2 separate regions of the Mus musculus genome follow, and region 2 is linked to region 1. The links are chromatin contacts, found by POLR2A ChIA-PET in ENCODE. All regions are on one chromosome and are shown on one strand. The core of a region is the stretch at or near the end of the contact, and the rest is flanking DNA. Distances in the headings are between cores, read along the strand shown. Region 1 has its middle 11 kb from the start of Htra3. Region 2 holds the start of Sh3tc1 (SH3 domain and tetratricopeptide repeats 1).

Region 1 (3,270 bases), core at 430-2,929:
TGAGCAAGGCTTTCTGCGTCCCACACCCTCTACCCTCCAGTCCTGTTCCAGTCCTAAGTACTCCTCCTGTTCAGTACCCTTGATTTCAGGGGTCAGGGTCCTCCATATTGAACCATGACACCAGGATCAATTTCTTCCGACCAGTCTCGGCAGCCACATGAACAGCAGCCATCCTCTGCCTGACTCAGGAGGGAGGAGGTTCCCAGCCCCCATAAGGCTTTTCACACAGTCACAAGCTCTCCAGGCTGACAGGCCAGCACACCCTTGACAACTTGTAGAATGACCAGACACTCTGCATGTGGCCAGGCAGGCTGCCTTCCTCTCTGAGCCTTTGGATGCTCACCTGTCAAATCCCAGTCTGTGAACAGAAATGTGTTCCAAAATGTACAGCACTCTCTGGGGGCTCTAGACGGACCCAGCCCAAGGTCACTGTGTGTCACTTGGTAGGAGTTCAAGGAAAGTTCCCATTCTGTTGACACAGCCCAGTCTTAGACCTGAGTGTCTGTCTGGGGTTGTGCACAGTGACTGAAATGCTGACACAGTGCAGAAGACATAACGCCTTCCATGCAGACAGACAACGGGACACGGGCACAGGGTGAGCCACAGAAGCTGCAGCTCAGTGTGGACTTCAAATGCACTGGTTATTTAGATGTTCCCACCTCCCTGGACACCCCAGCTCCTTGGTTCTGTTTACATATCCCCCGGGACTCAGGATGTGCTTGAGGGAGTCAGGCGTGAATGGCTAGAGGAGCACGCAGGCAGGGGATTCCAGGATTCCAGACGGAGCCAGTAACTTCTGGCTGACCGTGGGTCTCAGGGTGTGCCTGCAGAACGGGCTTCGAGAAGGGACTGATTAAGCGGCTGCCAGATGGAAGTGTTTGGAGTATGAGCCCACATGGACTGGGCGTCATGAGGGAGGGTGAGAGTCATGCTGATGGAGTAGCAGGAGTTTCCCTGGCTTTCTGGTCTATACCCCTGGCCATGGCCCGAGCGTGTGTCTGTCCAGCACCATGATCAGGAGTAGAGAGATGAAATGTCAAAATTCCTTTCAAGATAACGATTCAGTATGTGGCGGATGCATCAAGATGGCACCTGCAGGAAGTGAATAGACAGAGAGGAGAGGGGCATAAAGACTTTATGTTCACTGACTGGTGACGCCCCCTCCCTGTTTGCTCTAGTCAGGAAGCTCCCTGCCTGCTGTTCTCTCCCTGGGCTCAGCTAGGGAGAGCCCTAGGCCAGGCAGGACAAACACCTGGCAAGCTTGCCCTGTTCCTCCTCAGGCTCCACCTCCCAGAGCCCCTTAGCTCTGGGGCACACAGCTCCCTGCTCAGGCATTTGTGTCCTTCTGTTCCCCAGGTGGCAGCCCCCCAGACTCCATTGCCTGTCTCTGACATCTCTGGGGTGGCTTTTATCTTCAAATCAGGACCACTTTAGAGAGGTCCTGCATGCCCTTCTCCCAGTGTCCCTCAAGACCACGTGCTTCATAACCCGGTACGGTAGGGCCACCAAGGTGCTGGCCTTGTACTAGTGCCTGTGGCCCTGTGTCATCATGTTTCAATGGATGGCTGCCATAGCAGAGAGACATGTCTGGCAGCCAAGTGCCTCCAGCCATCCCTGGTAGCCTTGGGACTGTTGCCACCATTTCAGGCAATGCAGGACAATGACACACAGGCTTCCCTCACTGAAGCTCTGCATCCATCCGAGGCTTGTTGGGGCCAGTGACGCTCCTCTTTCTGTCGACAGCCATAATCTGTGGCTTGCTGGGGACAGACCGTGGCTGCTTCAGTCTTAGTTTGGCACAGTTGGCAAGTTTTCAGTGGTTATGAATGGAATGTGCTGTGGGCCATCATGTCCCAGCCGTCATGGGGACAAGTTGCTGCAGTGAATGGCGGGGATTCAGCACCCAGGTCACAAGGTGATAGTTAGCCTTTAAGAAGTCTGTGACCCATTCCCTGCCATTTTGCATTCTCTGGAAGGATTTTGTTTGCGATTGGGATGGATGTGCATGCATGCTTGCATGTGTATAGGGGTGTGTGTGTGTGTGTGTGTGTGTGTGTGTGTGTGTGTGTGAAAGAGGGGAGGAGGGAGCTTAGGTCCAAAGCTCACTGACTGGTCAAGTCTCCCCAGCCAGCTTGATCCAGCTTGTCTCCACATCAGGAGCACAGGGATTCCAGGTACCCATCATGCCTACCTGACTTTTCATGTGGGTGCTAAGGTTCCACGCTCTAATGTTCACACTCATATGGCAAGCACTCTACCCACCGATCCATCTCCCAAGATGCTCCTGGGAGGATTTTTGACAAAAATCAAAATTAGAAGAAAAACAAAACTGGTCCTTGCTTTTGGGCGGCATTAGATGTAGTAATTGTTCCTTGTGTCTCTAGCTCTGAATCTTCCAGTTTCTGTGAAATAAGCGTGCATTTTGCACTACATATTTTGCAACCAGAAAGAAGCAACTCCCTAAAAAGCATGTGCTAACATGAGAAGATTCTCGGGGCATCAAGCTTTTTAAAAGAGTAAGACATTGTAGGTCTGTCAGTCAACACTCACATACTCACACACATACTCACAGGATAAATTGTCCCCTTCTCTAGTCCCCTGCTGGGTGCATAACTCCCTTCCCCCTTTTGCAAGGAGCTGACCCTGCCTAAGAGAGCAGCTCTGTCCTTGAGGAAGGTTGACATCATCACAAAGGCATTTCCCAAGCACATGGGGACAGCTGAGGGAGCCAGTGTGCCTAAGATGACAGGGACAGAGATGGGAAGGCCTAACCTGTCTTTAACTCTTGGGAAGCTGGCTTAATCTCCCACTACACAGCTGAGGTGACACTGGCTTAGATGGTGGTACCACTTGCTGTGATGCTCACAGTTGGGTGTGTGTGTGTTTGTGTGTGTGACATGGTTGTGATATTGATGGGGTGTGTGAGCTCAGCTGTAGAACACTTCACAAAGTTGACAGTTCTGAATGCAGACCAGAAAACCTGTCCCTATCTGTGGTGGCTCGAGTAGGAATGGCCCCCATAGACTCATGCGTTTGAATGCTTGGCCCATAGAGAGTGGCACTACTAGGAGATGTGGCCTTGTTGGAGTGGGTGTGGCCTTGTTGGAGGAAGTGTGTCACTGTGGAGGTAGACTTTGAGGTCTCATATATGCTCAAGCTAGCCCTACTGTGACAATTTCCTTCGGCTGTCATTGGATCAAGATGCAGAACTCTCAGTTCCTTTTCCAGCACCATGTCTGTTGGCACACTGCCATGCTTTCTGCTATGATG
Region 2 (3,270 bases), core at 464-2,963, 39 kb before region 1:
ATATCTGGGGATAACAAGGATGCTGAGTACCAGCCCAAAGCCTACAGTCTACTGAGGGAGCCAGGCCAGGAACCTTTCTTTGTTCCTGTTGTGGTGTAATAGCATCTTAGCCTCCCAGGGATGGCTCTACCCTGTGTCTTAGATGCATCCTGCCCTTGCATTTTATAACCACAAGGATAGTCCATAATAGTAGTTGGGCTCATGACTTCATTCAGTGTGAACCTCTGGCCTCATTGGCCTGGATTGTGAGCACCCTGAATGGCAGGCTGGGAGCACCTGCCTCAGAAGGCTGGCCTTTGTCAGAGAGGCCCCCATGCAGCTTCCTTTCCTGGAGCCCGTGAGGAAGGAGAGGTAGGGCAGGGTGAGGAGCAACTGACCACTGACCACTTGTTTCTGTCTAGATACAGACAGCAAAGAATGAGGGGATAAAGGAGTGAGGACCCTGGTATCAGAGCCAGCCTGAGTTGTGGGGCCCCAGGAATACGCCTCTCTAAGTCTGTTTGATATCAAGCCTTTTGGGGACACCTGGATGATAGTTTCATTGGGTTATCACGAAGCCCTATGGCATGATCTAACCAAAGAGTTAACATCGTGGCAATGACAATTTGAACATACTACAGCCATGTCAGAGGTCAAAACGATGAGAGCTGAATACCTCCTAACTCTGTCTTTTGCAGAGGGGAAACTGAGGCTCAGGACAGTGACAGGTCTTGCCAGAGGGATTTCAATTGAGTCCGACTGGGGTTTGGGTGGCCCTCGGAAAGTCAGAACCATGTGGCCTCTGCTTTTTACAGTCTTTAGGAAGATCCTATTGAAGAGCCCTGGACCAGAAATGTACTTGCCCCTGCTGGTTGGCCCTGGAGTGAGTGCCCTGCATATATTGGGGGAGGCTCTCAGAAAATCCCCCTGGCCATGAGCCAAGAGAGCAGCTTCTGAGACAAACAGGATACTGCTCTGGGCGCACAGTGGGGACAATAGCCGGGAGAGGAAATGCCTCCAGACCCATGTATGGGTGTGGGCTTGCAGGGGCCTCTATTGACACAGCTTCCAGAAAAATAAGGCTGGTGGAAGGTTAGCATCTGGGGGGGCCTGCATTCTCTGGGGAGAAGGAGAGAGAGAGGGAGAGAGGGAGAGAGAGAGGGAGAAAGAGAGAGAGAGAGATCACAATGCACCTATACCTCCAGAACTCCTCACAGATGGAGACAGGCGGGAGGTATCCACAGCACCTAGTGAGTGTGGGAAGCAGAACTGCTCCATCTTTCACGGTGGACACAGCAAGGGCCTAAGAACAGGAGACGGGCCTGAATCTGGGCCACAGGGACATTCTCAGGTCAGGCTACAGCCTGTGGAAAGGTAAAGTGTGTGTCCCCTCCAACCCTCCCAGGCTTGGCTCAAGGTTGTGGTACTTGTGAGCAGAGAAGGAGACTGGACCCTTTCTTCTCCCAGAATGCTCCCTGTTGGTGTCAGTGGGCTCAGATAAGGCCAGCGGCAGAGTGAGAAGCAAAACGTGTGTATTTTGTGTGTGCACATGCAGACATATGTGCTAGGTCTGTGTATATGTCTCTAAGGCCACCCACATGTCTGCATTGCATGTGTATGCACGTGTGCAGAAGGGAAAAGGGAACAGAGAGCTGGGCTGGGTTTAGCAGGGCAAGAGAGCCGGCCTCCCGTGGACTTCCCCAATCTCAGCACCAAGGGTGTCCCCGGCCTTTACCACAGAGCACGGGGCTGGCAGTGGGCAGGCAGGGACAGGGCCTGGCTCTGGTCCACAAGGAGCTAATGATCAACTGGCCACTGGAGTCCTTGCCGCAGCACCTCAGCCTGCCTTGGGTCTCCAGGCCCCTAGGCTCAGGGAGGAAGTGGGGCAGGAAGCAGGGGGCGGTGGCAGTACTGAGCAGTCAGCCGGCTGTGGGCGGACTCTGCCTGTCCAGGCCAGCTGGAGACAGCCCGTAGGCCAGTCAGCAAGGAGCCGAGCCAGTAGTGGCCACCTGGCACCTGCATTCCTGAGCCTGGGAGGAAGCTGTCTGAAGAACTGATCACAGGTAAGGGAGTATGAACAGAGGGTATGGGCTGTGTGAGTGTGCTGTAATCGGGAGAGCCTGGCTTTGCCACAACTGTATCTAAGAATAGTATTCCACCTTCCTCTTTCTTCTGGCTTGCTTCGGGTTGGGGTGAGCTGTTGGAGACTGGCACTCAGCACCCCGGGGCTCTGCTAAACTGGCCGAGATTGCTCAGATGAGACCGACTGCTAATTGTGACTTCGGACCTGGCCTTCACACTGACTCTTTGCAAATGTGTCCTTGAGGTCTCAACCAGATCATGGGAATTGAGTGGCAACATAGAATTCAAAAGCCACTGGGCCCCAAATGATGAACTCTATCTAGCCTTGGTTCATTCCAGGCTGTGACAAGCACGCCTGTACTAGCATGGGTGCTTCATGGCGCCCCCGTGGCTGTGACCTGGCCTTTCTGAGGTCACTCTGGGTTTCTTTATGCTAGCCAATGAAATGCATGGCTTGACTAGAGTCACTGACCACTGTCTCTGGAGACCTCAACAGGCGCAGGCTGCGTCAGGGTTCCAGGGTTCCAGAGCCTCCTTTCGCTCCTTGTCCTCTCTGCCTTCCTCACCCTAGGATGAAGAATAGCCACTTGCAGGTGGGGCAAGAATCCAAGTTAATTGTGTTCAGGTTGAGGGATGAGACTCCCACCACCTGACTTACAGTCCCTGCTGCTATGACCCTGGCTGGCCCAAACCTTGGGTTGTACACCCGTGATAGGGGTGGGATAGGGCTCACCCTCTGGGATGAGGTTAAAGGTCAAGACTGAGGAAGATGCTGTACAGTGCTGCCGCCTTTATATGACACGTTGTTGATTTCATGAAACTTCTTGCGTCAGGCACAGTGCCTGTCTCTTTAGTCCATAGAATCACGTGAAGCCCATTTTCCCTGAGAGAAGCCTTCAGGGTATCACTGTGTTTCATGGCTGCCATAACAAACTACGACACACTTGTTCTCTTAGGGTTTGAAAGCCAGAAGTCAGAGACAAGGGTGCTGCCTCCAGAGTTGCCAAGGCAGGGTCTCTTCCACTTCTTCCAGCCCCTGCTTGTCCCTGAATGGCCCCTGCTTCTGTGTCATATGTCCTCTTCTTCTGTGTGTCTTGTTCTCTGGAGAAACCCCAGGCACCAGGCAGAGACATCACTTTAATCTGGCACAACCACCTAGTCTAATTGGGACCACTCTAATCCAACATCCAACAGGACCGCGCCCTACGG

Evidence for each region. ChIA-PET counts read pairs that join two places held with the same protein, here RNA polymerase II (POLR2A).
Region 2: POLR2A ChIA-PET joins it to region 1 with 11 read pairs in Patski. The contact joins the promoter of Sh3tc1 here to the enhancer-like site in region 1. POLR2A ChIA-PET finds 5 or more read pairs at or near these places in 2 of 5 experiments (Patski and embryonic stem cell).

Annotation. Positions count from the first base shown.
Region 1 is chr5:35,689,005-35,692,274 of GRCm38, reverse strand. No RefSeq gene overlaps it. Among named protein-coding and RNA genes, the nearest start is that of Htra3, 11 kb to the right of the region's middle. Within about 2 kb of position 1,679, at least 1 of the 3 ENCODE cell types and tissues checked has a DNase peak (open chromatin) inside an H3K27ac peak, as active enhancers do.
Region 2 is chr5:35,727,719-35,730,988 of GRCm38, reverse strand. Sh3tc1 (SH3 domain and tetratricopeptide repeats 1) reads left to right here and starts at 1,713. Exons shown (of 18, transcript NM_194344.2): 1 at 1,713-2,042.